Regions from separate parts of the Homo sapiens genome. Here all the other regions are linked to region 1. Evidence: chromatin loops called from intact Hi-C (ENCODE). Cell type or tissue: dorsolateral prefrontal cortex. All regions are shown on one strand. Links, peaks and the distances in the headings refer to the core of each region. The heading gives the core; the rest is flanking DNA.

Evidence for each region. Peaks named below come from ENCODE experiments on the same cell type or tissue, not always from the same donor. Only the 100,000 strongest peaks of a DNase experiment are listed, where the experiment ranks them.
Region 2: it touches region 1 in a loop (7-fold over the local background); 33 of 110 quality-filtered maps call a loop at or near these places.
Region 3: a loop joins it to region 1, with 3 times the contacts of the local background. A loop is called at or near these places in 20 of 110 quality-filtered maps.
Region 4: it touches region 1 in a loop (7-fold over the local background); 90 of 110 quality-filtered maps call a loop at or near these places.
Region 5: it touches region 1 in a loop (9-fold over the local background); 81 of 110 quality-filtered maps call a loop at or near these places.
Region 6: it touches region 1 in a loop (18-fold over the local background); 65 of 110 quality-filtered maps call a loop at or near these places.

Annotation. Positions count from the first base shown.
Region 1 is chr2:227,763,849-227,769,213 of GRCh38, reverse strand. No RefSeq gene overlaps it. Among named protein-coding and RNA genes, the nearest start is that of SCYGR8, 21 kb to the right of the region's middle. RefSeq lists an enhancer at 2,805-2,854. In dorsolateral prefrontal cortex, for the core only: CTCF peaks have their summits at 2,546 and 2,754 (motif pointing right); DNase peaks (open chromatin) are centred at 2,050 and 2,713; H3K27ac peaks cover 542 bases.
Region 2 is chr2:227,126,948-227,132,312 of GRCh38, reverse strand. The region is part of intron 4 of COL4A4 (collagen type IV alpha 4 chain); the gene reads left to right. Among named protein-coding and RNA genes, the nearest start is that of COL4A4, 35 kb to the left of the region's middle. In dorsolateral prefrontal cortex, for the core only: CTCF peaks have their summits at 2,112 and 2,313 (motif pointing left); a DNase peak (open chromatin) is centred at 2,292; H3K27me3 peaks cover 644 bases.
Region 3 is chr2:227,860,218-227,865,582 of GRCh38, reverse strand. No RefSeq gene overlaps it. Among named protein-coding and RNA genes, the nearest start is that of DAW1, 8.7 kb to the left of the region's middle. RefSeq lists an enhancer at 4,657-5,156. In dorsolateral prefrontal cortex, for the core only: CTCF peaks have their summits at 2,964 and 3,164 (motif pointing right); no DNase peak of the experiment used is centred there; H3K27ac peaks cover 2,582 bases.
Region 4 is chr2:227,656,190-227,661,554 of GRCh38, reverse strand. No RefSeq gene overlaps it. Among named protein-coding and RNA genes, the nearest start is that of SCYGR5, 7.9 kb to the left of the region's middle. In dorsolateral prefrontal cortex, for the core only: CTCF peaks have their summits at 2,931 and 3,130 (motif pointing left); a DNase peak (open chromatin) is centred at 3,167; H3K27ac peaks cover 727 bases.
Region 5 is chr2:227,403,281-227,408,645 of GRCh38, reverse strand. No RefSeq gene overlaps it. Among named protein-coding and RNA genes, the nearest start is that of SCYGR1, 18 kb to the right of the region's middle. In dorsolateral prefrontal cortex, for the core only: CTCF peaks have their summits at 2,163 and 2,374 (motif pointing left); a DNase peak (open chromatin) is centred at 2,375; H3K4me3 peaks cover 678 bases; H3K27ac peaks cover 2,438 bases.
Region 6 is chr2:227,477,358-227,482,722 of GRCh38, reverse strand. All of the region lies in intron 1 of AGFG1 (ArfGAP with FG repeats 1), which reads right to left. Among named protein-coding and RNA genes, the nearest start is that of AGFG1, 7.9 kb to the right of the region's middle. In dorsolateral prefrontal cortex, for the core only: a CTCF peak has its summit at 2,469; no DNase peak of the experiment used is centred there.

The DNA.
Region 1 (5,365 bases), core at 829-4,828:
AGGTTGAGACCAGCCTGGCCAACATGGTAAAACCCCGTCTCTACTAAAAATACAAAAATTAGCCAGGTGTAGTGACGTGCGCCTATAGTCCCAGCTACTCGGAATGCTGAGGCATGAGAATCACTTGAACTCGGGAGACAGAGGTTGCAGTGAGCCGAGATGATGCCACTGCACTCCAGCTTGGGTGATAGAGTCAGACTCCGTCTCAAAAATTAAATAAATAAATGAGTTTAGAGTATAATAATGTTATTGATCAACAACAAATCTCATATGAGCAATTTCCAACAATTTTTATATACTCTTTTATTTATTGTTTTATTTATTTTTAATTGACAAGTAAAAATTGTATGTATTTATGGTGTATAACATGTTTTGCTATATGCATACATTGTGAAATGCCTAAATCAGCTATTAAACATATAACATTACCTAGCATACTTATCATTTTTGTGTTGAGGACACTTGAAATCTACTCAGCAATTTTCAAGTATACAATATATTGTGATTAACTCTTGTCACTATGATATGCAATAGACTGCGCGAATTTAGTCCTCCTGTCTAAATGAAATTTTGTGTTTACCTTTAACCAACATAGATAATCAGAAGCAAATAAAAAACATCAACAGAATCCAGCAATACCGATTCTTCTCATGGATGACCTTTTTTTTTCTTTCTGACGATGTCTCACTCTGTCACCCAGGCTGGAGTGCAGTGGCGAGATCTCGGCTCAGGTATAGACCCCAAGACCATCCTGCTGGGGGCAGGCAGGTAAAGCTGCAGTCCGGGAAGCCTAGAGGCCCTGCAGCTCCTGAAAAGGAGACTCTGGGGAAGGAGGCACGTCCCGTGCCCTACGATAAACTAAGGCCTGCTTGAGGGGAATCACACTGCCTTTAGCCTGCAACTGTATCTAGTGGCTTCCCGGCAGTAAGACGGTAACCTTGTCTGGGCCGCAGAATGCAGTTTTCAGCGCTCAGGAGCCTGGAGGGGTAAATGGGGGAGGGGAACCCTGGGAGGAACGGGATTCCATGGAGGGCAAGGGGTCTGCGGGAGACCCCCGGACATCTGCCCGGAGCGCCAGGGCTTGCTTCTGTAAAAGCACACTCCGTGAGCCAGGGCCTCCTCGTTTCCTGCCTCCTGGAGCTGGCGCCGCCAGAGGGGACCCAGGCAGCCGCGCCCCGAGCCCAGGATTCCCGTCCCATGGGGCCTGCCCTGTGCACCAAGGGGGTTTAGCAGCGTCCTCTAGCACCGCCACCCCGGCCGCTTGCTGTGACCAGCAAAACTGTCCGAGACACAGCTGGTTGTCTCCTGGGGGGCGGAATGGCCCCTGGTTGAGGATCCCGCTATAAGGCTCGGAACAGCCAAAGAGTGATTGGAACGATCTTTTTCCTGGTGTCTGTAGCCTGCTTCTCCCACTCTGTCCATTTCGCATCACGTTCATTCGCCAAGTGCTGACAGCTTTGCCTTCTAAATATTTCTTGAACCTGTGCTCTCCCCACTCCGTCACCGCTGGGGTCCTGGTGACTTGGGAACTTGCAGGCTCTTTCCTGGCGGCTCTGCATTGGTCTCCCTGGGCCTTGTCCCCCACATCCATTTTCCTCACAGTCACTAGGGACTTTATACAAACTGTAACTCTCCCCAGGTCACTGCCATGATTGACTGATTATGACTGATCGATATATATCTATATCTATATCTATATCTATATCTATCTATCTATATATATATATATATATATATATATATATATTATATATATATTAGACAGAGTCTCGCTCTGTTGCCCAGGCTGAAGTGCAGTGGCATGATCTCAGCTCACTGCAACCTCCGTCTCCCAGGTTCAAGTGATTCTTCTGCCTCAGCCTCCCGAGTAGCTAGGACTACAGGCGTGCGCCACCATGCCCAGCTAATTTTTGTATTTTTAGTAGAGACGGGGTTTCACTATGTTGGCCAGGCTGGTCTCGAATTCCTGACCTCAGGTGATCCGACCGCCTCAGCCTTCCAAAGTGCTGGGATTACAGGCACGAGCCACCACGCCCGGCCGACTGATCAATTTTCCATACAAGGTCTGGCCCTGTCTCCCAGGCTGGAGTGCAAGGCTCACTGCAACCTCAATCTCCTGGGCTCAAGCAATCCTCCCACCTCAGCCTCCTAAGTAGCTGGGACCACAGGCATGCTACCACACCCAGCTAATATGTGTGTGTGTGTGTGTGGTGTTTCATTTTTGTGGAGACGGGGGCGTCTCATTATGTTGCCTAGGCTGGTCTAGAACTCCTGGCCTCAAGCGATTCCCTTGCCTCATCCTCCCAAAGTGTTGGGATTGCAGGTGTCAGCCACCACGCCTGGCCGACTGCCGTGATTAAAAGCTCTTCAGTGGCTTTCCATCAGCCTCAGAATAAAGTCCAATCCCCTTACTAGGAGCTCTCCCGTCATCTGGTCCCAGCTGACCTCTCCACTCAATCTCCTAACACATCATTCTTTGCTCTTTAAAAAAAAAAAAGAAAAGAAATTCTTTTTATTTTTTACTCCTCTTGCTATCATTCCCAGTTGTCTCTTGCTCCTCATGCATGGAGCAGTAACTGCTGTTTTTGTGCCTTGGCGAGTGCTGCTGTCTCTCCCTGGAATGTCTTTCCTGATTTCTGCTTCAAGTTCACATCCTCCAGGGAGCCGGCTCCTGGCTGGCCTGGGCTCACCTCCATTGTTGCGTGTATCGCTTTTGACCACCAGGTGGTAGCACAAGGCAGTGTTTAAGCGCTCGGGCCCAGGAGCCCAGCTGCCTGACCCCAAATGCCAGCTCTGCCAAGGACTGAATGACCCTGGACAAAACACGGAATGCCTCTGTGCGCCTTGTTTTCTTTATCTACAAAATGGAAATAATTAACTGTCTACTTCATAAAGTTGCTATGTGGATTATATGAGCTAATATGTGAAAAGTTCTCAGAAAGTCTCCTGGTGAAAGATCAATACAAGCTACTTGTTATATTTTTTGTGTGTCAGTCTCTTCCAGAAGACTGATGAATACTTCATATTTTAAACATGAATAACAGAAATCTCACTTTAAAGCGGTCTCTTAACACTATCCTTGGGGTTTCACGTTTTCCAAGTTATTTGAGAAGTTTCCTGGCCATTTGTACTACCCCATCTGTGAATTACTTGTTCAAATCCTTTGCTTTTTAATTCCCCCAACAGAGAGGACTGTTGTAGAGCTCAGTTTTGATCACTGGTCTCTCCCTCTCCTCATAGTCTCAGGCCTCTCCTCTTCCTGTGACGGCGTGGACTGTGTTTCAGGACCATTGTTCTTTTCTACATTTGACTATTTAAGGTAAGCATATTGTCCTGCTACTTGAAGTAGATAAATCAGCAGCTATGTACTTTTTCCAGCCAATAAAAGAAATCACATATTAAGTAGGGAACAGATAAAGAATGATGTTATTACATGTGTATTGTTTAATTTTCTCCACTCAAATTCCAATTATAAAAGAAGAGGGAATTACTAAGATAACTCAAAACCATATGCTGCAGGTTTTGAGGTTACTTAATGACACAGAGACCTCCAGAGCCACATGATACTGGGGTAGTGCTTTCACTGACAACCACCACAAAAAAACAAATCTTTTCTTTAAGGGTAGTTTCTGGTAGAATCTACATGTCTATATGTTCAAGGATGCTCATTGCAGCATTGTTTACAATATCAAAAAATTAGACACAACATAAATGCCCATTATTGGTGACATAAATAAATTGTGGGAGCCAGGCACAATGGCATGCACCTGTAGCCCCAGCTACTTGAGATGCCCAGGCAGGAGGATCACTTGAGCCCAAGAGTTCGAGTCCAGTTTAGGCCATATATAGCAAGACCTCACCTTAAAAAATAATTGTGAGCTGGGTGCGGTGGCTCACTCCAGTAATCCCAGCACTTTGGGAGGCTGAGGCAGGCAGATCACTGGAGGTTAGGAGTTCGAGACCAGCCTGGTCAACATGGTGAAACCCTGTCTCTACTAAAAATACAAAAATTAGCTGGGTGTGGCGGCACATGCCTGTAATCCCAGCTACTCAGGAGGCTGAAGTAGGAGGATCACTTGAACCTGAGAGGCAGAGGTTGCAGTGAGCCAAGTGGTGCCACTGCACTCCAGCCCGGGTGATAGAGTGAGACTCCGTCTCAAAAAAAATAAAATAAATTACAGTAAACATTTAAAAATTTTTAAAAATATTGTGGTAAATCTATAAGATGGAACACTTTGCAAAAATTGCTAAAAGATACGTGTAGACAACAGAAATGACATGCAGTACTGTAATAATAAGTAAGAAAAGCAAGGCTGGGTGTGGTGGCTCACGCCTGTAATCCCAGAATTTTGGGAGGCCGAAGCGGGTAGATTGCCTGAGCTCAGGAGTTCGAGACCAGCCTGGGCAACACAGTGAAACCCTGTCTCTACTAAAATATAAAAAATTAGCCAGGGATGGTGGCATGCACCTGTAATCCCAGCTGCTCGGGAGGCTGAGGCAGAAGAATCACTTGAACCCAGGAGGCAGAGGTGGCAGTGAGCTGAGATCGCACCATTGCACTCCAGCCTGGGTGACAGAGCAAGACTCTGTCTCAAAAAAAAAAAAAAAAAAGAAAAGAAAGTTGCACAAAAAATATATAGCATATAGAACAAAAGTCTCAATTTGCAAATAGCAACTTACATTTGTACATGCTTAGGAAAAACCTGAAGGCATAGCCACCAAATGCAAAAGTGGTCACCTTTAGGTGATGAGATTCACTGTGACTGTCTGCTTTCTACTTTGTCCAGTTCCAGAGAATAAATTTCTCCATCACCATAATCTATTTGTGCAATATAAAATTAATATAAGTTTAGGCCAGGCATGGTGGCTCTCGCCTGTAATCCCAACACTTTGGGAAGCCGAGGCAGGTGGATCACCTGAGGTCAGGAGTTCAAGACCAGCCTGGCCAACATGGTGAAACCCCGTCTCTACTAAATATATAAAAATTAGGCAGATGTGGTGGCACGTGCCTATAACCCCAGCTACTCAGGAGGCTAAGGCAGGATAATTGCTTGAACCCAGGAGGTGGAGGTTGCAGTCTGCCGAGATCATCGTGCCACTGCACTCCAGCCTGAGCGACAGAGCAAGACTGTCTCAAAAATAATAATAATAATAATAATAATAATTAAAAGTCTAGACAGAGTGGCAGAGAGATGGGTGTGTGCAGTCTGTGTAAAACTGTGCTGTCTTGTGGTCTCAGTACAAAATCATAGTTTTATTCCTTGTTTCATGATTTTCTAGGAAAAAAAGAAAAAAGAAACAAAATCAGTTAACCAAGAAAACAATAATGAGCAATAGGAATCTTCACTGCACTCTCTTAGCAAAG
Region 2 (5,365 bases), core at 709-4,708, 640 kb after region 1:
AAGACTCCCCTCCGGCCACTATTTCTGGCTGCCTGAGGAGCGCCAGGCACTGTTTGAGGTGCTCAAGTCACATCAGGGAAAAGATGAGACAAAAATCCTTGCTCCCTCCCCAGGTGGACAATTTGGTGCCCTGGCTTGCTTTGCATGGGAGCATATCGGGGTCAGGGCACAGGGAGCTGTGGGTTAGCACTTGAGCTTGAACCGGGTGGAATTAGAACTCTCCTAGCCACAGTCTGAAGGAGAAGCCTTCTGTCAGTTTCTATGGCTGTGTAACAAATGACCATATACATGGTGGCTTAATACAACAGAAATGTATTCTCTAGAGGCCAGAAGTCCAAAAGCAAGCTGCTGGCACTGCCAGGCTCCCTCCACGGCTCTGGGGGAGAACCTGCTCCTTGCCTCCTTCCACTCCTTCTGGTGTCAGCAGTCCTTGGCATTCCTTGGTTCCTAGCGGCCTCACTTCAGTCTGTGCCTCTGTCTTCACATCGCCTGCTCCTCTATGTGTCCACATCAATCTCCCTCTGCGTCCTCCTTATAAAGGTGCATGTAGTAGCATTTAGGGCCCACCTAAATCACCCAGGAGAAACTCTTCAGCTCAAGAACCTTCACTTTATCAGGTCTTTTGCCGTCTAAGGCAATAGTCACAGGCTCTGGGCTTAAGACATGTCGTATCTTTTTTTGTGGCGCCATTCAGCTCCCTACAAGTGTTCAGACAAGGGGAACAGCCTCCGCTTGAGCCCTGAAGTGGGAAGGAGACAGGCTAGCATGTTTGAGGGACTGAAACGTGACTAGAGAGAAATTTGACCACAGTGGGTAAGGAACCCGGCAGCATGCAATGCAGCTTAAAAAGCAGACAGGGGCAGGGTAGGTTGGCTCATGCCTGTAATCCCAGCACTTTGGGAGGCCAAGGTGGGTGGATCATGAGGTCAGGAGTTCAACATCAGCCTGGCTAACATGGCGAAAACCTGTCTCTACTAAAAAAATACAAAAATTAGCTGGGCATGGTGGTGGGTGCCTGTAATACCAGCTACTGGGGAGGCTGAGGCAGAGAATTGCTTGAACCTGGGAGGCAGAGGCTGCAGTGGGCCGAGATCGTGCCACTGCACTCCAGCCTGGGCGACAGAGTGAGACTCCATCTTAAAAAAAAAAGAAAGAAAGAAAAAAAAAAAAAAGCAGACAGATTTTCCTGCATAATAAGAAATTTTTGAAAGATTTTAAGAAGGGAAGAAGCAGATTGGATTTATGTTATAAGATGATCTGGTGCTGTTTGGAAAATGTGGCTGGTGGCAGGTAGGTAATGTTAGGGAAAACCTGTTATGAGGCTGCTGCAGTCATGCAGGTGGGAAGTCTTGGTGGCTTAGCGAGGGGGTGAGTGTGGAGGGTAGGGAAGTGGATGGGAGGTGGACATATTTGGGAGGCAGACTTGATAGGAATGAGGAGACTCACCTGGCGCAGTTGGGGCAGGCAGTTAGAGGCATGCGGGCCTCCCAGGAGAGGTGTAAGCTGCTGTGCAGACAGTGGTGCCCGCTCAGGAAGCACGTTTCAGGGGCGATCATGAGTCCAGGTTTGGACTTGCAGCGCTTGTGGTCAGTTGGATATGTGACTGGCACTCAGAAAGAAAGGTCTGGGTTAGGGAGGGACACGGAGGGATTGTCTGTGGGTGAAATTGACCACTTGGAAATGGATGCTTTGGCTGGAGAGAAAGTGACAAGAAGCCAGGGCAGCCCTGAAGAGCTCTGGGGGAGACTCCAAACAGGAGGAAGAGGGGGCCACAAGACACAGGTGGGAGCAAATCAAGGCAAGGCCAAGGGGCAGGGATGCTGGAGAACAGGGCAGGCAAGAAGGAGGGAGAGTTGAGTGGGTTAGAGCTAGTCAGGGAGCTTACCAGGAGCCCTTAGCCTTGTTTAGGCCCCGCAGAAGACGCAGATGCCATGTTTTAAAATGGGAAAACCCTTCTCCAATGGCCTGGAGTAAGGGGTGACCTTGTTGTTCAGTGGCAAAGCCATGTCTCCTGGTTCTCAGTGCAGGGTTCTTCCCACTGCACCATGCTGCCTCTTAAGAACACAGTGAAAATCTCGAATGAGTGTTACTCCAGGCTAAATCCCTCAGTTGCCCCTATTTCATTGTGAACAAGTGCGGTTACTTTAAGGTACAAGAAAACACTCTGCCACTGAAGTCCAGTCTCTGGATTGTCTACTGTTGATAACACCTTTTGTTATTTATTTTGATAACTCTTCCTGGCACCTAACGGGCCTTTTTCCTGCAATAGGGGAGGCTCCTGGAGGCACTGCCAAAGGATTCGTGAGTGATGTTGTAGTGTCACCCAGTGGCTGACTGGTTGAATTACAATCAAGCCTTAAAAAGGAGGGAAGCATTAGAAAAGAAAGGAATGATAATAATAATGGATTAAGAATAATGAGACTCATAAAAAGGATGAATATATTTAAAAGAATATTTATTTGTTCATTTTAATTGTGGAAGTTTTAATTGATCATGTAATCCATGAGTATATGTTTAGAATTTATACTGTGCAAGACAGTGGTCAAGATGCTGAGGTGGAAATAAAAACGTTCATGAATCCCTGGCTGCAAAAAGTGTACCAGAGGCCAGGCGCAGTGGCTCATGCCTGTAATCCTGGCACTTTGGGAGGCCGAGGGGGGCGGATCACTTGAGGTCGGGAGTTCGAGACCAGCCTGGCCAACATGGCAAAACGCCATCTCTGCTAAAAATACAAAAATTAGCCAGGCGTGGTGGTGGCCGCCTGTAATCCCAGCTACTTGGGAGGCTGAGGCAGGAGAATTGCTTGAACTGGGAGGCAGAGGTTGCAGTGAGCTGAGATTGCACCACTGTACTCCAGCCTGGGTGACAGAGTGAGACTCTGTCTCAAAAAAAAAAAAAAAAGTATACTAGAAGACATCACCCCAAGCAGATATTAAGCAAAGTAGCATGCACAAGGCAATAATGAAAAATAGGTGATGACGTTATTTAGTCATTAATTATTTTAGGGTAGATGTGGTAGTTTGGAGGGGAGTGAAATTGATGAGGACTGCAGTTAAATGGAAGCAGAAACCTTGAAGTCAGAACTGAACAGCCTCAGGTCCTTTGTCTCATGTCTTTGAGTCTCAGCTTCCTCCTTTGGGAATGAGGTCGTAGATACAGGGATGACTTTCTGCTTTACAGGGTGGTAAGGATTCCATGAGAAGAATGTATTAACACACTGTTGTGTTGTGTCTAGATTTGTACATGGTGGCAGTTATTACTGCTACTGTTATGATTATAATATTTTTGGAGGGATGGCAGAATTTGAGCTACAGGTAAAGAAAGGCTACTCTGACCTCATGGAAACAAGTGTGATTGGGGCAGAGGGTGGGGGTGTGGAAACTGCAGGGAATAAGGTTGGCGGGTGTGCGGAAAGGAGATTGTCCCCATTGCAGGTGTTGGTGAAAGCAATGACACCAGGAAAGGGGTGACTGAAGAAGATTCATTGACGGTTGCATGGGGCAGTGGGGAGAAGATCAGGGTTAAGGAGACGCGAGAGATTGGTGCTTGTGGAACCCGTGCGAGAGTTGACAAGACCATGGGCCAGGTGCTTGGCAGTGGGAGGAAGGTAAGATGGGAGCATGAGATTTGGGTTTTGGTTCAAATCGAGATGTGATTGACTTGGTCATGAGAAGGACATGGAGAATGAGGGAAAGAGGGTGACAAGGCTGGCAGCTGGATGGCGAGCTTAGATGATGCCAGGAACAGAGTTACTCTCTTCAGTGACAGGGAAGGAGGAGGCAGAGGGCTGAGCTCAGCTTTGACCCAATGTGTGAGATGAATTAACAGGGGAAGAGGATGCAAGAAAGTTTCTAGAAAACAGTTGGGGATATAGGATAGGACCAGAAAGTTAAATTTGAGAACCACAAAAAATAGAGGTATTCAATTAATTCAATTAATAACATTGTGTCCTAAAGAAACTTTATAAAAGAACATTGAGTGTATCTGGATAGACTGTTTTTAAGTGTAAAAATAAGAAGAGGCTTGAAGGGATTGAAACGTCACTCCGGGCATGGCATGAGCGTGATTTAGTGGATGAACCCTCCATTGTGCTAGGCTCAGGCTCAGGTAGGGGGAAGAGGAGAGGTTTAGGTGAGAGACTGACTGGTCCAGGTGTGAATCTGAGCTTGCTAGGTGTGAGAGCCTGAATAAGTTACACCTTCCTTCATCTATATGGGGATCATAGCCTACACTATTCAGTGTTGCTGGTTGCATTAAATAAGGTAAGGTATGGAGCATGGCAGCCACATAATCCATAACCAAGCCTAATAAATACATTCCTTCCCCTTCCTGTGACATTTTTTATGATAAATGTCATGGTCTTAAGAGTTCAAGGGTGATTTGGAAAATCTGTATAATTAGTATAACAAAAGCATCTTTCCTGTTTGTTCAGTTTTTCATTTATTTATACCTTGCACTGATTTATACCTTGCATTTATTTATACCTTCTGGCTAAGAAAGAGCAGGAAGTCATGGCAGAAAAAGTGTGGCTGTACCTGTATTTGTAGTTGTTTATTTGTAGTGTTTCTCCTAGTGCTCCTACTGACAAAATGACAAACGATTTCTTAGATTTTTGTCATTCCCCATATGTTTTGGTCCCTGGGGCAACCAGATCATTGCCAGCCAAAAAGGCTGACTTGAAGATTTTGGTTTTTAAAAAGTACAGTACATACCCTCTTATCTTTTGGTCTCTTTTACTAAGTTGTTATGAAATAAAAGTAATTTTATCTTAGCCCTGTTCAAGAGACATTCTAGACTTAGGCAACCGACAAGGGACAAAATCCTAAAGGAATGCCCTGGCTTCAGAAGACAGGGAGGCCGGCGGTTCTGTGTCTGCTCTCATCTCCTTCATCCTTTATTTGTACAGCTGGCCCGAGAGCCTACTGCTGCTCTAGGGAGGCGCAAATAACAGGTTTGATGATACGGTGTCAATTTGGCCTTTGAACCAAAAGAAAGAAAGAAAGAGATGATCTAGTGGCTTCACATGGCATGCCAAAGTCTCCTCAGCTGTCAAGCTGATTGTCATTTCTGGATTCAGCGGCTCTGTCTTCTGACTTCGAAGCTGCAGAGGCAGTTGCATGCGCACGTAGCCAAAAAAACCCAGGGGTGCTGTGCATCTGAAAGCCAGTCATTCCACTGGGTGGTTTTTCTCTTTTTGCTAGACTGACTCTGGCACAGCAACTTGTTTTATAGCAGGTTATTGTTGGTGGTGGAGAGTGCAGGGTTAGGACTGGGTGAAATATTTCTTTAAAGACTTTTTTTAGTGATGCAAAATTCCTGTGATTATTTAATGATTCTCTAGTTATAAAAATGTCTTTTATGGGCC
Region 3 (5,365 bases), core at 785-4,784, 96 kb before region 1:
AGAGAGACCTCTAGGTGTGACCAAATTTACATTCACTGATGGGTCAATGCCAGTACATGGCAGGCTGATAAACAGCTGGCACAGCTGATAAACAGCTTTGCCACTGAGTCATTAGAGCAGAATGCCTGACTTGAAGCCTACCGTTTTCTAGACATGCGATCTTGGGCAAGGTCCATCACCTCTCTGGGCTTTAGTTTCCTCCTCAAAAAGCTAGAAATGATCATCGTATCCAATTCATAGAGTTGTCACTATGAGCCTGATTCACTTGAAACATTCTGTAAGAATTAGGGACGGTGATGATAATAATAAGCATTATTATGCTAAATTTGTTTGAAACTGAGGAAAGGGCATGTACATATCATTTCCATTTCAATTGATGATCTAGGTCAACAATTGCTCCAACTGCAATTTGGAATCTTTTGTGTGATCCTTGACAAGTATACCTTGCTAATTATATCAATTAGTGTTAGTACAGTTGGCTTAAACATTAAAATTAGTTTATATTTTTAAAATCATAACTACTTTCTCTGTGGACCCAAATAGATTTACTTTCTTAAATAAATGGCCTAGAGGATCTGGAAGGGAAGAATGGATTCTATACCTTCCCAAGCTAGAGACAGTCCAGAGAAGAACGATACAGGTGCAGAAAGACCAGGGATATCTGGAACATGAACCAGAGACCCTGGGGTGGGCATAATGCCACCCTTTGTGACTGGCACACCATAGGTCCTTGATTAGTGAGTGATTTTCATTATGATTTGGAAGAGGAAGTCATTGATTATGTGCAGAACTAGAGGGCAGGGCTAAGAGAGTTGGATTCATGGAGGCAGATGTTGGCTCCCTATAAAGAACTCCATTGCCAGTTTGTCCAGTAATGGATGAATAGACTAAGCTGTGTCCAAAAGTATGAGAATTTCCCAGCACTGGAAATGTTCTAGCTGAGGCAGTTTGACCGGTTGCCAAGATGATTGTAAAACATAATACTAAGTCGGCTGAGAGACAGGACTAGATAAAATTTTCCTTTCGTTTCTATGGTTCCATGATCTTGTGCTCGCTGTGTGTCTGTGTGTTTTCACAAAAAGATAAATGTGGAAAGGTATGAAACAGTGGGTTGCTCGTTGGAAGACAGAAGTTCCAATCCTGCCCTTTCATTGATGACCTTTAAGCAAATCGTTTGCCCTTCTAATCCTCAGTTACTCAACTGCAAATGATTTTCGCTCATTCCATTCAGCACTCAGGCACCACGACTCACTTATTCCTGCTCTAGCTTTGATTCTTGTCATTCTGCCACCCAGTAAGCCTCCCACGTCAGCTGTTCTAAAGCCTCACCCAGTGAAGAACACCTTGTCCACATGCTCAATTTGATTTTCTGCAACAGTATGTGCTGGATGTGGAGTTCACATCACACACTCCAAAATGTCCCTACCGTACAATGCCTGCCTCCAATCCCTATGCCAACAACTGCATCTGGCCACTCTCAAGTAAACTCGCGGGACCCTAGTGATGGTTCATTCATTCATGTTGAAAACTCCATTCTATTCGGTGTTACTTGTCTGATTTTTCTTCCTCTTACAGGGTTTACTCTAAACTCCTGAAGGATCTGATACAATAGCCCTTTGCGGATTAATGGAGAAAAGGTCTGAAATTATTAGCCTTGGTTGTCATTGGTTCTATGCTCCCACTTGCATTATAATGCCCTCCTCAGCTTGTCAGGGTGCCTCCTACCACCTTCACTGCAGCAACTTGCTGAAATGTCACTGCACCCTGTTTCAGCCCCCAGAGGACAGTCTGCTGTGTGCCACTTCTGGAGTCTCTCCTCTTGGCCCTGGGTCCCTTAAAGAACCTGTAGTTCTTGGTGACTTCCATGCCCCACTCTGGGGTCCAGTGAACTTCTAAATACCTAAACTTGCCAGTTTGACAGATAAATTAGTCATCTCTCTCCAGCCTGCATCAGGCTGCCATTTCCACTCAATGCCCACTCCTTTCTGCAATGCATGAAAGCTGCTTTGTGAGGCTTGCTGGATTTCCAGGATCACCTCAAAGAAGCTCGGCGTCATTTATCTCTCTTCTTGGATCCCAAAATTCCAAAGAAGTTCTCTCCTGCCCTCCTACCTCCAACTGTGACTAATTGTCTCCCTCCTTCTCCCTTCTACCCAGTTAAATGAGTCATTCTCTAAATATGCTGATGGTAGTGGTGCTGGGGATTGACTGGAATCAGATCACTGGTGCCCTCTGCCTTGCCTGAGAAAAAGGCCCTGGCTAGGCTTGTGAATTTCATGCAAACAGGTAAAGACATCCTGCCATGCTTTATATGGTGCCACTGCTAGCACAAGCCATGACTTTGGGCAGATTAGGGAAAGGCATCAGCTCTGGGTTAGAGGGTGTTCCTTCACACTGCCAGGACCTCCAGGCCTAATGGGGGCATTCCCGCAGCCAGAAAACCCAAGCTGAGCAAGGGCCAGCCTTTGCCCCACTCACTGGCAGGGCTTTGGGAGCTATCCAGACTTCTCAGTGGGCCACCCAGCCCTGGACACGTGCCCAGGGGGCAGCTGATCATTGTAGGCTCCCCCTAGACTAGCCCTGCTCACAAAAAGCCTTCACCTCTCCACACTCCCTCATGAGCTTATACTCTCCTCTAGTGTACTTGGTTGCAAGTTGCTTTTCAATGAAAATGAAGTGAGGGAAAGATGGTGCAATGTGTAATTACATCAGACCTGCCAAGAGTCAGACTTTTGATGTTGCTGATGAGTTCGTCCTCTTTAGGGAGGCCTGATGGCCTGCCCGGAAAGGACACAAATGTGAGTCAGAGGAGCTTGACGTTTGAATGCCAGTTCTTCCACTTACTAGCAGATCCCTTTTAGAACCTCGATTTGCTCAAATCAAAACGGGGATAATAATACTATCTGCCTCATGGGGCTATTGTATAAAACAAATGATGTAAATATATACAGTGGGCTGTATACCCAATTTCTAGGCACCTAAAATCTTTTTTCGTTGAACATTATCGTAACGGAATTAACCACTTCTATAACTAAATTGTTTAACTCTGGAATACGTGTTGATATGCAAAATATGTCTAACCATCTATTCCAAATAAAATACCACATCGAGGGATTGTTGCAATTAGGTCAAGGTTATTTATCTGCTAAATAGCTCACTGCCAGTAGGGGGCAGAAGTGTACACCTGTTTTATAAGAGCATTTACATTCTTTCCGTAGGTCAATAATAACTTAATTGTATATTTTAAAATAACTTAAATAATGTAATTGGGTTTTTTGTAACTCAAAAGATAAATGCTTCAGGGGATGGATAACCCATTCTCCATGATGTGCTTTTTTTTTCCAATCCTCAGAGACATCTGAAATGTGCTTATTTCACATTGCATGCTGTGTCAAAATATCTCATGTACCCTATCAATATATATACCTACTATGTACCCACAAAAATTTTTACAAATAATAAAAATAAAACTTTTTATAATAAAATAAACAATAAATACAACAAAATATTCAGAAAAGGAAGGAAGGAAGGAAGAAATGAAGGAAGGAAGGGAGGGAAGGAGGAAGGGAGCCCAGAGCCTAGGCCAGACAAAAGAGCCTAAGTATTGAGCAAACTCTTTCCTTTTAGCTACCTAAAACTTATCTTTGAAATAACTTGGCCGGGCGCGGTGGCTCACGCCTGTAACCCCAGCATTTTGGGAGGTAGAGGCAGGCAGATCACTTGAGATCAGGAGTTTGAGACCAGCCTGAGCAACATGGTGAAACCCCATGTCTACTAAAAATACAAAAATTAGCTGGGTGTGGTGGTGGGCGCCTATAATCCCAGCTACTTGGGAGACTGAGGCAGGAACATCGCTTGAACCTGGGAGGCAAGAGGTAGCAGTGAGCCAAGATTGCACGCCACTGTACTCCAGCCTGAGTGACAGAGTGAGACTCCGAGAAAGAGAGAGAGAGAGAGAGAACTCCTTGCCATGACACCAAACATGCTAGCAATGGTAACAATGATAATAATTAACATTTATTGAATGCATACTTTGTACCAGGCTCTGGGTTAATTGTATCACCCAAATCATCTGCTTCAATCTTCACAAAAACTATGCAGTAAGGACCATTGTTCCCATTTTACAGATGACAAATTGAGGCTTTGAGAGAAGAGCACAGCTTGATACGCCCTCTCTGTTTAAGGCCATTTTGAAATAGTTCTTTATTTAGCCAATTTTACTTGCCTTGGTCTAAATTTCTTACTTTTTCAATTATTTTCTTATTTCCTTTTGCAAATACAGAACTGTTTATACTACTGCTTCTCTGAGGTGCGTCTGTGCCAACTCAACACCACACAGTCCCTGCAGGACTTACCGTAACAAATTCCAAGATGATAATAGCTTGAATGTGTCTCAGCCAGGATTTTGGCTTTGTGTGTGTCAACTGAACTGAATATGTGCTTGCTGAAAAGTGACATTTTAAAGCAGAAAGGGAAAGATCAGCTTGTTCTTATTTCTTGTTTTCAATGGAAATATATACAGGAAATACTTAAAATGATAAAAACTTTTAAAGCCTATGGTTTTATGCTTGTTACTGCCTCTGTTAACTTTGTTCCCAGGACATAAATCTCACAGACTGCCCAGCATCTCAAAAGAGCAACAGTAGTAGGTAATGGGGGGAAGGTGTAGCTGCGCAAACCTTGGCTACTCTCCCAAAGGGGGATTCCAGATCCTCTCCACCTCCTCTTTCTTTCTCAGACTGTTGGCACTCCCTTTTGTCTTGAAGCTCCTTTCGCTTTTTCCTGCCTTTCTGTCTTTTTTCTTTCTCTCTTATGTTTTAGTTCCATGTTTCTGTCTCCAACTCTGCCTTTGTAGCAGCTCCTTTTCCTAAACCATCTCTTTCTTCTTCAAAGCCCACCTGAACAATCCCTTTCCCCTTTTCCTCATATTTTATCAGTTAAGTCCTTTTATTTCCAAAACTCTGACATGGCCACATTGGCAGCTTTGGTTGGCTCATTCAGTTCTGTTTCATTTCCCTGCCAGTGGGCCTAGTGCCTGCTGGAGACCGCAGACAGCTTCAGGGCCCAGGTTCCACGTGTGGCCTGATTCCCATCAAGCAGGCAACACCCAGGTGATGCCCGTGCCATCTGGGAAGCAGAAGCAGCATTGGCAGGTAGAGTCAGGGCTGCCGCAGGCAAGCTCAGCCCGGTCATCATGGGGGTAGTCTGTTTCCTTCTGCAGCAGCTCTAACAGAGCTCTCCACAGCTGGGCTCTAGCATCATGGATGGTGACAAGACAAGTGCAGGCCATTCAGAATGCCAGCGAGATTGTGGCCCACAGCCATCAGCTGTGTGCTGGTGTCCCAGTTCCCTATTCCCTGATCAT
Region 4 (5,365 bases), core at 887-4,886, 110 kb after region 1:
CTGGAAGGTCATCCCACTAAAGCTGTCCCCCACTGGGCGCTGGATTCCACCCAAGGCCACTCACTCTCTCCTGATAAGCATCCAACCTTCCTTCAAAGTGACATTACCCAGAGGACTGGCTGATCGTGACTAGAGAGTAAGTGTAAATGCATTTATCAAGAGACATTTATTTCTCACTGGAGACAGGACTGCCATTTAAGAATATCAGAAGGCAGGTGTTTAACACATCAGTTGTTTAGCACATTACGTTTCTTTTCAGGCTTTCTTTTCTATCTAAGACCACACACACTCCACTCCCCACCCCCACTGCCTCGCAGTCAGCAGGAGAGGAGGGGCCTTGCGGCTCAGGGACAGACAATGCAACCCCGTGATGCTCAGTGGAGGAGGGGAAGGTAGGCCTTATGGAAGGTGTGTGAACTTCAAAATCTCATTTGAAAGATCCTGTACTTCATGTCTGTTGGCATCACCACCACCACCTTCTAGAGTCTCCTCCTTCCTTTATGGAAGAAACCTGGGATGATGTTGCCTGGATTCCCTTCCCTGTATGACTGTAGGTCAGTCTGACAATGAGAAACACTTCTGTGAAATTTGGAGAGTGGAAAATTAAAATGACCAGTATTCTCCAAGGCAGCTACCTTAATTACAGTCAAACCCAGTATAGAATTCCTTCTCAGAGAGGCCTTTGGATAAATATAAATACCCCTTACCTTAATAATATTTAAATTCAAACGCCCTGAAGCCTAGAAGGATATTCTCTAACATAACCAGAGTATATAAAAATAAAATACTGGCCAGGCATGGTGACTCACGCCTATAATCCCAGCACTTTGGGAGGCAGAGGCGGGCAGATCACCTGAGGTTAGGAGTTGGAGACCAGCCTGACCAACATGGAGAAACCCCATCTCTACTAAAAATACAAAATTAGCTGGGCGTAGTGGCGCATGCCTGTAATCCCAGCTACTCGGGAGGCTGAGACAGGAGAATCACTTGAACCTGGGAGGCGGATGTTTCAGTAAGCCGAGATCGCGCCATTGCACTCTAGCCTGGGCAACAAAGCAAAACTCCATCTCAAAAAAATAAAATAAAATAAAATAAAATAAAATAAAATAAAATAAAATACCATTACATTTAAAAGGCAAAAGATGTACACAATTTGAAGAGAAACCAGAGTATACAATATCATTATATTTAAACAATTACTAGAAAGTGTCAGATGTTGCACTTTTATTATCTTATTTTTTGAGACAGGGTGTCACTCTGTCATCCAGGCTGGAGTGCAATGGCACAATCATGGCTCTCTGCAGCCTCAACTTCCCAGGCTCAGGTGATCCTCCCACCTCAGCATAGGTGTAGTGTAGGTCTAGGTATAATCTTAGCCGTGTAGCTAGGACCACAGGCGCCCGCCACAACACCCGGCTACTTTTTGTATTTTTTCGTAGAGATGAGGTCTTGCCGTGTTGCCCAAGCTGGTCTTGAACTCATGGGCTTAAAAGATCCGCCTGCCCCGACCTCCCAAATTGCTAGGATTACAGGTGTGAGCTACCGCGCCTGGCCAGATATTGCACTTTTAAACCCAGAAGTGCAAGTGGAAATTTTTCTGTAAATGTATATAATGTTCACATTATCTGGGTACTGTTAGAACCATTTAATAAAAGATACCAGTTTTTACCATTTTAACATATTTAACATTATATATATATATAATGTGTTATGTATACTTATATATCAATATGTTGGTTCCATTTCTCTGGAGAACTCTGGCTGATAGAATAACCAATCTTATGTTCTATACTTTGAAAATATTAATTCATCCAGTATATGTTCACTGAGCACCTACAAAGTACTAGGGATATAGCAGACACTAAGATAGATAAAGTCCCTTCGGTTCTAGCTCTATTTTAGAGAGAAGAAGCAAACAAAAAAATAATTAAGCACATAACAGGTGGTGACAAAGCAAGGTACGAAAATAGAGAGTGACCCAAGGAGGCCCATTTTGGAGAGTGGTCTGGGAGGTCCTCTTTAATAAGGTGCTATTTAAGCACTCTGCACGCAGTGAGGAGGCAAGGCTGCAGATGCCTGGAGCAAGAGCGTCCTAACAGGTGGAACAGGAAGACCCGAGGCCCGAAGACCGAGTGCATTTGACTGGCCCGGGTATTGTCATTGCACATAGAACTGCAGGTAATAATATTTTGGTCCTACGGAAAGTACCCTGGACTGCAGTCCGGAGACAGGTCCTGTCACTACATAGCAGTCATTTTTCTCTTCCAGTTTTTAATTCCTTATGGAAAAGACGAAGAATCAGGACCAGGCAGGTGTTTCCTGTCCAAAATACCCAGAAGGCATTACTCCCACAGCGGTCCTGCCTTCCGCATCCTCCTCCCAGTGGTTTCCAATGTACAAACACAGGCTCTAAGGAATATTTTAATAAAGGAGTCTGTGTAACTTTAACTCAGTGTTTCCAGCTTTATTTGGTCTCAAACCCTATTTCTACTACTAACAAAACAGGAGTCACTGAAAACACGTTTAGAAAAGTGAGCTCAAATAGCAAATTTATCTCTAACATTCTCTGAATAATGGAAAATAAAATTGTACACCTCAATAGCCTCAGCTCTCCAGCTAATAAATATATATGAGTTTAAAATAAAAAGGCTGGGCGTGGTGGCTCACGCCTGTAACCCCAGCATTTTGGGAGGCCGAGGCGGGCGGATCACCTGAGGTCAGGAGTTCGAGACCAGCCTGGCCAACATGGTGAAACCCCATCTCTACCAAAAATATGAAATTAACCAGGAGTGGTGGTGCATGCCTGTAATCCCAGCTACTTGGTAGGCTGAGGCAAGAGAATCACTTGAACCCAGGAGGCAGAGGTTGCAGTGAGACGAGATTGTGCCATTACGCTCCAGCCTGGGCAAAAAGAGCGAAACTCCGTCTCAAAAAAATAAGTAAATAAAATAAAAAGACAGGAGAGAGAGCAAACTTTTAACTTCTTTTTAGCAGCAGAACCTTTTCTACCTACAAATGCCTACATGAAACATCTGGAAACAAAATATAAAACCTCGGTCTGGATTCAGTGTGAAGTCAACCTGCTGTCCATCGCAGTAGCTGTAATCACACTGCCCTCTAGTGTAACCCTCGGGGGAATTACAGCTAAAATGACTACAGAAATCTCTCTCAAACTTTCAGCCTGAGAGCTGGCCAGGACGGCTGTGAGCTACGCAGTGGTTCTCAAGGTGAGGTCCACAACCAGCAGCAGCAGCAGCAACACCTGGGAATTTGTTAGAAATAAAAAATTTTGGTTTCACACCTTCCCCACAAGTCCAACTGAGTCAATAACTGGGGATGAGCTTAGCCAAGCAGTCCTTAATCCCTCCAGATGAGGAACAAAATCATGGCTCAGCCCAGCACCCACAGGTAATTTTTTTTTTTTTTTAGACAGAGTCTCACTCCGTCACCCAGGCTGGAGTGCAGTGGCACGATATTGGCTCACTGCAACCTCCGCCTCCCGGGTTCGAGTGATTCTCCTGCCTCAGCCTCCTGAGTAGCTGGGACTACAGGCATGTACCCCCATGCCCAGCTAATTTTTATATTTTTTAGTAGAGACGGGGTTTCACTATGTTGGCCAGGCTGGTCTCGAAGTCCTGACCTTGGAATCCGCCTGCCTCGGTCTCCCAAAGTGCTGGGATTACAGGCGTGAGCCACTGCGCCCGGCCAGGGGTAGTAATTTTTTGTACCATGTTGTGTTCAATTAAGAACAAAAAAGCATACTCAGGGCAGCCTATTGAAAACCAAAAAGTTCATAAACAGAAGAGTTTCTATGCTTAGCATTTGTTCAGCAGTTTTCACTTGATGCTGTGCTTTCAGATTCAATAGGAGTTACATCCACCCCAACAATAAATACCACTAGACCCAATTTCATTGTACTACTGCCAGGAATAACAAAAGGTTCTAGAATAGACCTAGTCATCTTTTCTTTAAAAATTTCTGCGTGTGGGGGTAATGCTAGTTGTGAAAAACAGGTTTTGTATTGAGAAGTAGAGGTGAAAATTCTGTAAAACTAGCCTGTGTTTAACATATATACAGTTTGGTATTTCCAGCTCAAGTGTTTGTTCTGGCCAGACGTGCAGCAATTACGCTCTGTTCGTGACCGGGGAGACTGGAGAAAAGTACATGCGTGAATCAGTGCAATTTCCCCACAACTGCAAAAAAAAAAAAAAAAGTAACTTTCTTCCTTCCAGTCATCCTTCTTCCTTCTCCAAACGCTGCCTGAGCACTTAGGGTAGATGAAGCCTGTGTTAACAGAAAGCATGGATCCTGCCCAAGGTTCCCTTGGAGCATCAGCCTCCCACGCAAGAGACATCTTCATTTCTACCATGTTACACTTGTTCCCAAATATGATAACTTGATAAAGAAGAGAGACCTGTAAAAAAGACAGCAATGGTTACAAACATTTGAATCTCAGAGGGGAAAATCAATATAAAATAAATTACAAAATGAGTAATGACTAAACTATTTTAAAATGTATACTTTTTTTATGAAAATTGCAATTTTCTTAAAAAGGCAGGTCACCTAAAAGGGTTAAGCACCCCTTTATCATGTCTGCATTTCATATAGTATCTAGTTTTTAAAAATAACACTGTAGGCCAGGCGCGGTAGCTCACGCCTGTAATCCCAGCACTCTGGGAGGCCGAGGTGGGAGGTCAGGAGTTTGAGACCAGCCTGGTCAACATAGTGAAACCCCGCCTCTACTAAAAATACAAAAATTAGCCAGGCGTGGTGGCATGCACCTGTAATTCCAGCTACTTGGGAGGCTGAGACAGGAGAATCGCTTGAACCTGGGAGGCAGAGGTTGCAGTGAGGCGAGATCGCATCATTGCACTCCAGCCTGGGCGACAGAGCAAGACTCTGTCTCAAAACAAACAAACAAACAAATAAATAAATAAATAAATAAATAAATAAATAACACTGTAGTCCTTTATGTGAACATCTAAGTTTTCAAACAACCACCACACGGGGTGTAACTAACATTTATTACCTAGCTAAAGATAACAAAAACAAACTGGAAAATTTCACTCCATATGTAAATATAGATTCATCTGTCCTATTTGTATTTAACAAAAGTGAAAGTATTGATACATGGAAAATCAGAATACAGTAGATTTAAATGAAATATTTTAATTAAAGATTTAATCCCACATTTTGTGCAAATGATTAAAAATTCAAATTAGGTGTAGCACAATCTGTGTCAGCTTCCTAGGGTGGTTTTAATGACATACCATAAATACTGGTTGGATTAAAACAACGTGAGTTTATTGTCTCACAGTTTTGGAGGCTAGAAGTCTGAATTCAAGATGTCAACAGGGCCATGTAC
Region 5 (5,365 bases), core at 534-4,533, 360 kb after region 1:
TGGGGTTTCACCATGTTGGCCAGGCTGGTCTTGAACTCCTGACCTCTGGTCATCCACCTGCCTCGGTCTCCCAAAATGCTGGGATTACAGGCTTCAACCACCGTGCCTAGCAAAAATAGGCAATTTTAAAATTATATGTGAAGAAAAATCTGTAAATGTTTTTGTCATAACCCCCCACCCCCAACCCACCACCACCATTTTTTTCCTGTAAAAATTTTTTCAAGGCCTGAGGAAAATGATGAATTAAACTTTTCCTGACAGGAAAGACAACATCTGAAAATTCTGCCTGATAGATAGAGAGAAGCATCCTGGCAAGAGACACGGAGCTGACAGACGAAGAGATGCACGTCTGACAGAATTGGGACTATTCACCCAAAGTGAGACAAAGTGAAATGCCAAGCACATTGAGAATCTCTTCCTTCTTACTGTCAACGGATTCACCTAATCAAAGCACTTTTAGTCACTGCATCCAATTTCCATCCTCATCCAACACATGGTGGGGTCTTTTTCTCGTTTCTTCTGAGTTGACACACACAAAACCCAAGAGTCCCACTTTTGGCGAGGAACGTGTTGCTGTCAGCTTGCATTTGTTACCGCACATTGGTTCCCCGTGTCCCAGTAATGACCCCCTGTAAAGGCCACTGGGCAAGAGAATTGCAAGATCGAGCGAGGCGGCGGGAATTACAGGAAAGGATTAACGGCAGAACAGCCTGTTGCGACAGCGAAAAACAGCCCGAGGACAGGGGCGTGCTCCCATCTGACAGGCGGAAGTGTGCCAGGGTTTATGTATTAGGTCACAGCAAGAAAGCTATTTTTGCTGTGCCCTCTGACCTTCTGTAGAAGGTGAGCCCCAAGATGCCTATGATACACACCAGACTTTTGCAGGCTGCCCTGACTCAAGAGGGAAGAGCAGATGCTGACTAGTGCAGGGTCCTGTAGAGTTTGGGAATCCACCATTCACAACAGGATGAAAGGATTTTCATGGGTGTTGCCATCTGCTGGGTATGTGTGTTGGCAGCGGGGAGTCATTTACTAAGCAGATGCAGCCTTTCTGTTCCTCCTTCCTCAAACTCCAATTTAAAAAATAGCTAGTCCGGGCACAATGGCTCATGCCTGTAATCCCAGCACTTTGGGAGGCCAAAATGGGAGGATCTCTTGAGCTCAGGAATTTGAGACCAGCCCGGGCAACATAACGAAATCCTGTCTCTACAAAAAATACAAAGATTAGTTGCGTGTGGTTGTGAGCACCTGTAGTCCCAGCTACTTGGGGGACTGAGGTGGAAGGATCACTTGAGCCCAAGAGGTTGAGGCTGCAGTGAGCTGTGACTGCACCACCGCTCTCCAGCCTGGGCAACAGAGTGAGACCCTGTCTCAAAAAAAAAAAAATAAAAAAAATCTAATGGCCAAGTAGGCTTTAGAATTCTAAAAAGCTAGCAACGAAAGGAAACATGGTGCTATTGGCAGAGATTTGAAGTAGCAGTGGTCTCCCACAAAAGTGCTATGATGTACAGAGACTTAGAGGAGTCGCAGTGTAACCCTGGTTAAAGAGATTGGGAAGGTTCCATGGAAGAGGGGCTGAGCATTGTTCAATTTGTTGAGTAAACCCAAAAAGCAGTGCACTGAGATCAGGCCAAGCTAGAGATATCTCTGTGGCAAACACTGAACACTTTTATCACCCCCTTACATTTGGTAGAAGATTGTTGGAATCACCACTCTCCACAAACAGTCAGAAAAACTGGAACCAGATGGCATCTCTAAAAAAATGTGGCCCACAGCCATAAATGTGTGACTTGCATTCTCTTTCAGAACAAGAAAAGATGATGTAGATACTGCTGGTTTGGACTGGCTCAGAGAGAAAAGAAACAAATAGATGGGAGTACGTGCCAAGGGTCACTGATGCTTCCAGAGGGCAGTGGCCTCGGCTGTCTTACTCAAGGCTGAATTCTTAGCCCCTACAAGACTCATGCCTGGCATGTAACAAGTGCACAGCCAGTTTTCCTCCAATGAATGAGGGGCTTTCTCAGAATAAAGTTTTTGTAATCAGAGACCAAGACAGCCACTGATTCTCTGCAGCCTTGAAGTCTGTCTTTTCTGAATATCCAGACAGAGGACAAGTCTTGATTATAACGATCATTAGCCTAGAGTACTGCCCAGTTCTGAACTCAAGGATAAGAATCCCCTCCAAGCTCCTGCCAGGCTGTCTCCACACTCTGACATCACATCCTGCCTCTTTGATTAGGTTTCACAGTGAATTTTGCCCCTCCCAAACACACTTTGTTAATCTTTTTTAGGTCTGGGAATTCAGCCAAAAATTCCTGAAGGATGAATTCCTTTTCCTCGGTGAGGTTGACATTTGAGCACACATCGCCCTCTTGTGTCTACGACACATTTGGCAACGTAGTTTCCAGCACCTGCTAATGCACACAGCAAATTGAAGCCTTGTTAACATCCCTTAAGCCTGCAGACCTCGGTACAAGGCGGAGGGAGAACAAACGCACCAATTTTCCCAGAATAGTCAAGAACATCCAGAAGAATCCAGAATTTGTGAAGATGGTACTGGTAACTACCCAACCCAGAGCTTTGAAAGTTAAAAAATGTATAAGGTACCATAAAATTCATATTCAAGAGCTCACAGTCAGAAAATGTTTACCTTCTAAAAGAGCTGGACATTTTCCATAAACCGAAAGTTGGACTATACAGTAGATACATGAAGATGTCCTCCTAGCATTTTCATATTTGACCTATTGACTTTTGAATCACCATTCATATCCTCTTTGATGTTGCCCATCCACACACCCACACCCACATAAGCCATGTGTGTAAATATGCCCATCTGCAGGTTTTCTGTTCTTAATGACAATTTCAGACTGCTCGGCTTGCTCCTACACCTTCTTATGGAGATACAAGAACTTTGGATCTCTGGCCCCCCTCAGTCCTCGCTCCTCCATCCCTGTAAGCAGGTGCAAGGCGTGTTTCTGGCACAGTCCACCAAACTCCTGAATCTGAAGCTCCCACAGTCACTGACCCAAGTGTGGCCTGGATGAGACTGGTGGCCCAAGCCTCTATTATGCTGTTTTTTTTGTTGTTGTTGTTATTTGTTTGTTTGTTTTGAAATGGAGTCTTGCTCTGTCACCCAGGCTGGAGGCCAGTGGCGCAATCTCGGCTCACTGCAGCCTCTGCCTCCAGGGTTCAAGCAATTCTCCTGCCTCAGCCTCCCTAGTAGCTGGGACTACAGGCGTGCGCCACCACACTCGGCTAATTTTTGTATTGTTTGTAGAGACGGGGTTTCACCATGTTGGCCAGGATGGTCTTGATCTCCTGACCTCATGATCCGCCCGCCTTGGCCTCCCAAAGTGCTGGGATTTCAGGCATGAGCCACCATGCCCAGCCTTATACTGGTTTTTACAGCAAAGAGACTAGAATAAAAGATACTTTCACATTGACACTATAAAAATCGTCCTTTGAACACTTAGTTATGTATTGTTCTGGGTTAGGTAGTATAGATAAAGACATACTTTGCCCAGTAGGAAGGGACTCCCTTCATCTACGTACATTTTATGCCTCTATCTCTCATACAGGTGGACCTTACCTTCCGAAAACTGCTATCAGGGCCTCTGCAGGAGGCCCTGGCTGTGATAAATGTGCATCTGTAGAGTGCACAACCTGAACATCCTTACCAAGCAGCCCTGACCAATATCTTCCTGCCTAAAGAGTGCCAATGCTGAGAGTATGCCTTTAAAACCCCATTTTGGCCATTTCTCAAGAAGTAAGTGAGACTTGTACTTCCCTATCTCCCCTTAAGGGGAGTCCCCAGTGCATTAGTGGTAGAGCTCTCCCTAAGGACTTTTGTGTGCGTCTCCACCCTCTGTTCTTCTAGGTGCATCCTGTTTTTAATGGGGCATAATCTCTTACCTCAAAAGAGCAAAGCTCCACTGGCAAACCTCTAGACCACATTAGTGATCAGCAAGTAAGGGGGACATTTGGTGCAGCATCACATTTCTGACATCCCTTCATGCTTTTTATGTCTGACTCTGTCATCTCTGCTAAAAGAAGCCTCTCTTTTTATTTCCTTTTTTTCTTCTAGTTTTTTTTTTTGTTTTTTTTTTTTTTTTGTAGACAGGGCCTAGTGGTCTTCCTAGGCTGGTCTCAAACTTCTGGACTCAAGGGATATTCCCACCTCAGCCTCCCAAACTGTTGGGATTACAGGCGTGAGCCATTGGGCCCGGTCCTCTTTTTTTTTTTTTTTTTTTTTCTGAGACGGAGTCTGGCTCTGCCGCCCAGGCTGGAGTGTGGTGGCGCAATCTCGGCTCACTGCAGGCTCCGCCTCCCTGGTTCACACCGTTCTCCTGCCTCACCCGCCCGAGTAGCTGGGACTACAGGCTCCCACCACCACGCCCGGCTAATTTTTTGTATTTTTAGTAGAGACGGGGTTTCACTGTGTTAGCCAGGATGGTCTTGATCTCCTGACCTCGTGATCCGCCCGCCTTGGCCTCCCAAAGTGCTAGGATTATAGGCATGAGCCACTGCGCCCGGCTCCGGCCCTCTTTTTTCTTCTCTTATTCCAATATCACACACCAAAGAAGACTCGGTCCAGCAGCAGGAAATAAATCTGACCCTTGCCTCTAAGGTCTTTCTTTGATCGCAGCAGTGTTCATCTTTGTCTAACTGTAGCATAGGAGGAATATGATTTGCTCTGACCTAAATTATTTTCATACATTTTTTTTCTGATTTCCCATTAAATTGAGGCTAAGGGTAAAGGTCAGGGCCCTCTTGGTTTCTTGGTTTTGGATTGTAAAAGAGATTAGATTAAAAACATAAAATCTAGGCCAGGTGCGGTGACTCACGCCTGTAATTCCAGCACTTTGGGAGGCCGAGGCGGGCAGATCACCAGGTCAGGAGATCAAGACCATCCTGGCTAACACGGTGAAACCCCATCTCTACTAAAAATACAAAAAATTAGCCGGGCGTGGTGGCGGGCGCCTGTAGTCCCAGCTGCTCGGGAGGCTGAGGCAGGAGAATGGCGTGAACCCGGGAGGCGGAGCTTGCAGTGAGCCGAGATTGCGCCACTGCACACCAGCCTGGGCGACAGAGCGAGACTCCTTATCAAAAAAACAAACAAACAAACAAAAAACCCATAAAATCTCACTGAGTTGTCTCTCCAGGCTAGTTCCTACATTGTGAAGCACCCAATTGGATCAGTGTGATTGGCGTTTCCGAGTGATTCCGAAGACACTTCCCTTTGTCTGGGGCATGAGAATGGGTTCTTCTTGGGTGGATAGAGAAGTCTAAACATAACCGGCCGTCACTTGCTTCCACTCTAGTCTGGATCCTGTCACAACACCAAAACTAAATCCAGTCCAAACTG
Region 6 (5,365 bases), core at 742-4,741, 290 kb after region 1:
CAATTCAAATAACAATCTGTGCTGGATGAGTAAGTAGGAAAGCTTATTTAGTTAGTTTTATTAATTGTTTTTCTCCTGCTGTGGGAGAAGCTGGTAAAAATATTTTTAATAACCTGTGGAAGTTTATGTAGTTGCCAATAATACTGGCAGAAAGTAATAAAGTTGACATTTAGATCTAGCCCATCCTAGTTATTTACTAAAAATATTACATATGTTTCATAGCATAAAATTATACATTTAAAATCTAGAACAGATGGAAGGAAGGTGCCTTTAGTAGGTTATCAAATCTACAAACTATTGATGCCAAGACACCGTATATGTTGGCTAGTCCAAAATATTCGTCTATCCAGAGTCCAACATTAAAAAACTGAATATATTTAGCTTTCTATATATAATAATAAGCATGATATAAATCCCTATTGTTATTCTGAGTTTCTGGGAAAGCCACAAATACTACACCATAAGGTCCTTGTAACACTTAGAGCAAGCATCTAAAAAATAATATTCAAGTTATGACTTAAACCTAATTAAGGCATTCTAGTTAAAAGTAGTGGACAAGGCTGGGTGCGGTGGCTCACGCCTGTAATCTCAGCACTTTGGGAGGCCGAAGCGGGCAGATCACGAGGTCAGGAGATCGAGACCATCCTGGCTGACATGGTGAAACCCCGTCTTTACTAAAAATACAAAAAATTAGCGGGGCAAGGTGGCGGGCGCCTGTAGTCCCAGCTACGTGGGAGGCTGAGGCAGGAAAATGGCGTGAACCCGGGAGGCAGAGCTTGCAGTGAGCAGAGATCGCGCCCCTGCACTCCAACCTGGGCAACAGCGAGACTCTGTCTCAAAAAAAAAAAAAAAAAAAAAAGTAGTGGACAAAATCTAAATCTCTTCACATGCCCAAACCCACAACGAAATGACAGTAAAGGAATAAGAAGGTATTAACCCACAAGAGACAGAGGGTTACCATGATGTGTTTATCTCATACTGCATGCCTGTATCAAAACTCCTATCTTGTGTACCTCATAAATACATACACCTACTATGTGCCCACAAAAATTAAAATAAACAGAGCGTCAGAGAACAAGAGAAGAGTCCAAAAGCACACGACAGTTCTTGAATAACAAAATTTGGAAGATTTAAAAACAAAATACCAGCAGTAAGTGACTTTATGGAGAAAGCCAAAACAGAAGCTTCTGCAAAGGTGGGAGAAGCCAACTGGAAACTGATTCCCACCACAGGACATATCAAGATTTACTGAAGGAACTGGATACAGGTGAGGGCTTAAAGTGGGGTCAGAAATCATTAGACTCTCCAGTTCCTTAACAGCCAAAAGCATACTCCCACCAGCCCTAGGTGGGAAGTCTGAAGGAAAGTTTTAAAGAGGTTATACCACAGAGACTTCAAACTCAAGACACTGCTGAAGACTCTTGTTAGGGACCATGTGGAAAGCTGGAGGATTATCTAAGATCAAACACACAGAATGACAGTCACCTCCCTCAACTTGGTTCCCAGAACAGTGGCATCACAGGCTTTTATATTCCCCAAAAAAGAAGATTGGAGAAAATATGTCTGCACTATAAAAAGCGTGAGTTTCCAAACAAATTCAAAAAAAAAAAAAAAAAAAAAAAAGCCTAAAACACTGAACAAAAGACCTACACCAAAATACTTCAATATGAGGTTCTGAACAGCAGGAAGAAAAGAAGATCTTACATACTCCAAAAGAGGGAAGAAAAGAAGTGGGTCAGAAAGACTCAGTAATAAGAATAGCATCAGACTTCTCAACAGCAACACTGAAGGTTTGAAGACAACTAAGCAATATATTGAAAGTTCCAAGGGTAAAGTATTTTCACCTTTGTGAATGTAGGCAAACTAATTTTTAAAAAGAAGGCAGAATAAAACATTTTCAGCTTTGTGGCTTTCAAAAATGACCTCTCATTCACCTTTCATCAGGAGGCTAACGGAAATGTTGGGGGTCCTGGAAACAGAGCATCTAACATAGGTTACAAGTGAAGGGAATTTCCAGAATGAAGATAGAAGAAAAGTTCTGGTATGAGAGCCGCACAGCAGGCCTAGACAGCAGCATTTCCAGAGCAGAAGATTATAAAAGTACCCAGAAACAGTTAAAAAAAAAAAAAAAGTAGCTGATGCATCTGATCATATTGAAGGAAGTTCATTGCAGCTCATGCCTGTAATCCCAGCTACCAGGGAGGCTGAGGCAGGAGAATCACCTGAACCTGACAGATGAAAGTTGTAGTGAGCTGAGTTGGCGCCACTGCACTCCAGCCTGGGAGATGGAGTGAGACTCCATCTCAAAAATAAAATAAAATAAAATAAGAAATATGGAAAGACAAGAATTTTTGGAATCTGACAATTACAAGGAAAATTCCTCTTTCCTTTTCTGAACATACACTGTTTCTCCATAACTTACAAACACTGGTGTTGCATCTCCCCCTAGAGTCGTAAAAATAAATGTATTACCTCTCCCAATGCCTTAAATTACCCAATGACAGTGATCATGTGTACAGCTCCCCCACTGTCTAATCTTTTCTTCTTTAAGCTAGTAGCATTTTTGGTTCCTGCAAATGTTCCTCTAATACATAGTTTCAAACTTCCTTACCATCTTGATCAGATTCCTTGGAGCATGCTCCAGTTTGTTAACATTCCTCTTAAAACAAGCAACCAGAATAAAAGTAAGGTATAATTATGACCTCTACAAAACATGTATGGTGTCAATCAAAAAGATTGCTATCTTAGTCAGAAGTCTTTGAGCAAAGTATGTTCTAACACAAACAAAAATTAATTCTCTGTATTTCAAACAACTCAAATAAGTTTCCTGTCCCCACTGAATAGCTCATGAATTTCATTCTAATGTTCAATCAGGTGTCTTTAGCAATAGTTCTCGTGTGTAAGGTTGTAAAAAATGTCACAAGGAACATGCTATTAATGTAAGTACTCAAAGTTATAACTGATTTTAAAACGTTTTTACATACATTAAAGGTATCCAAGTTGTATTTCCCTAGACAATCATCACTTTGATTTGAATTAGAAAACACATTCAAGTGGGGGAAAAAATGAGGGGGAGTAGTAAAACCTAGTCCCGAATATTTCCATAGGAGTTTCTCACAAATGTGAACATCATGCACGCTGCACAGAAAAGAAGGAAAATATCAAATAAGGAGATTTGCCTGTTTTCCAAAGAATGCTATTGGAACAGATACAGAGGTTTCTAAAAAGACAATGATTTTCAAATTGAGATCCAGAGGTCGGCAAGTTCTTTTAAAACAATGTCTTAATTCTTTTCATTTATAATGCACTAATATTATAAAATTTAATGTAAATTTAATCTAAACTGTATTTTATCCACTTTGAAACTAAAAGCCAGTGTTTAAAAATCACATGCCAAAAATGATGGATGAATGAATAGGGAACAGAAAAAGGCTTAACATGGCAATAATGCCTTTATACTCAGTTATGGTCAAATGATGTCACCACAACCTGAATGCTGGAGTTTTCCCAGTATAAAAGGTACCCACAGCACTATACAGAAGAGTCCTTCTTATCCAATTTGCTGGTTAAATCTATGTTTCTCCTTCCCTCTGAGAAACCTAAAGTTAATGCCTACTGCACAATGAACATTCATGGCTAGAAGGCCACTTTCTCCTGCTCCTCTCTCAGGAGAGAGTGAGTTTTATGCTTATCAAAATTTGTCTGGTATAGTATTTGGTAATATAGTTGGTACAGTACTTGGTAAGTATATAGTTTAAGTGAATGTCATGTAAAACAATGGCATGAGTGAGAAGAATTATTTCCATGTAAACTAAGTATTTTTAGAGACTAAAACAAGTCACTAGGATAAGCTGTTATTTGACCATGGAAAAGAACTGTAAAAGACTGAGAGAAAAATCATAAAAATCTAGAAGAATTCAGCATTCAAACTGTTTTATAAGTACATTAAAATGCTAAAAATCATAAATAGTACAGCATGAGTCTGGGTTATATTAGGGGACAAAGAATCTAATCAGTGGACCCATATTCAAAGCCTTATGTGCCAGCAAATTAACAGTTGTATGTTAAAATTTAAAAACCTAAGCTTGAGGCAGGGCATGGTAATTCACGCCTGTAATCCCCACAATTTGGAAGACCAAGGTAGGAGGATTGCTTGAGCCAGGAGTTGGAGATCAGCCTGGGCAACATGGCGAAACCCCATCTCTACAAAAATTAGCTGGGCATGGTGGCACGCGCCTGTAGTCCCAGGTACCTGGGAAGCTGAGGTCGGAGGATCACCTAAGCCTGGGGAGGTCAAGGCTGCAGTGAACCATGATAATGCCACTGCACTCCAGCCTGGGCGACAGAGTGAGACCCTGTCTCAAACCAACAACAAAACCCAAACAAACAAAAAAACCTATGCTTGCTAAATATATATATTATATATGTATATATAATAGATACATGTATATGTATGTGTGCATGTATGTATTTTTTTTTTTTTACTGATTGCTTGCTTTAACTGAATTTTTTGATAAACTTATCCACTATCAAACTTGACTGCATACAATGAGGGGTTCTAATTAGAATTCAAATATAAAAAATAGCACGAGAATTACGGCACATGGTAGTATGCACATGCCAAATTGAAAAGAATCGCTGTTGGAACGGCACCATCATTCCCATTGATTTCAGAATACACAACAGTATTTTCTCAATGAAACTCAAAAATAAGAACACACATTTTGGAGCTAAGAAGTTCCCTAAAAATAATAAAAAGCATGACACAGCCATAAAACAAACATTTATGATGCATCATAAAATATCTATTCTGGGCTGGGCATGGTGGCTCATGCTTGTAATCCAAGCACTTTGGGAGGCCGAGGTAGGTGGATCACCTGAGGTCAGAAGTTCAAGACCAGCCTGGCCAACATGGTGAAACCCCATCTCTACTAAAAATACAAAAAAAATTTAGCCAGGCATGGTGGTGCATGCCTGTAATCCCAGCTGCTTGGGAGGCTGAGGCAGGAGAGTCGCTTGAACCTGGGAGGTGGAGGTTGCAGTGAGGTGAGATCGCACCACTGCACTCCAGCCTGGGTGACGAGTGAAACTCCGTCTCAAAAAATAAAAACAAAAAAAAGAAAAAGTCTTTTTTCTGCCATTTGAAACACAATGAAGTAAAATCTACCATTTAAATCCCCAAAATATAGAATTCACAACAATTTACGGTAACCATGGTAACCATACATTCTTTGGTGGTGGAATCAGCATCAGTTCCAGATCCCAACTTCTAGCAGGTTATAACAGCAAAACACTAAGAGTGTGCACTAATTTTACAACTTAAAGTTGAGCTTGGATAATAGTACCTTCCTCACATCACTGTTAC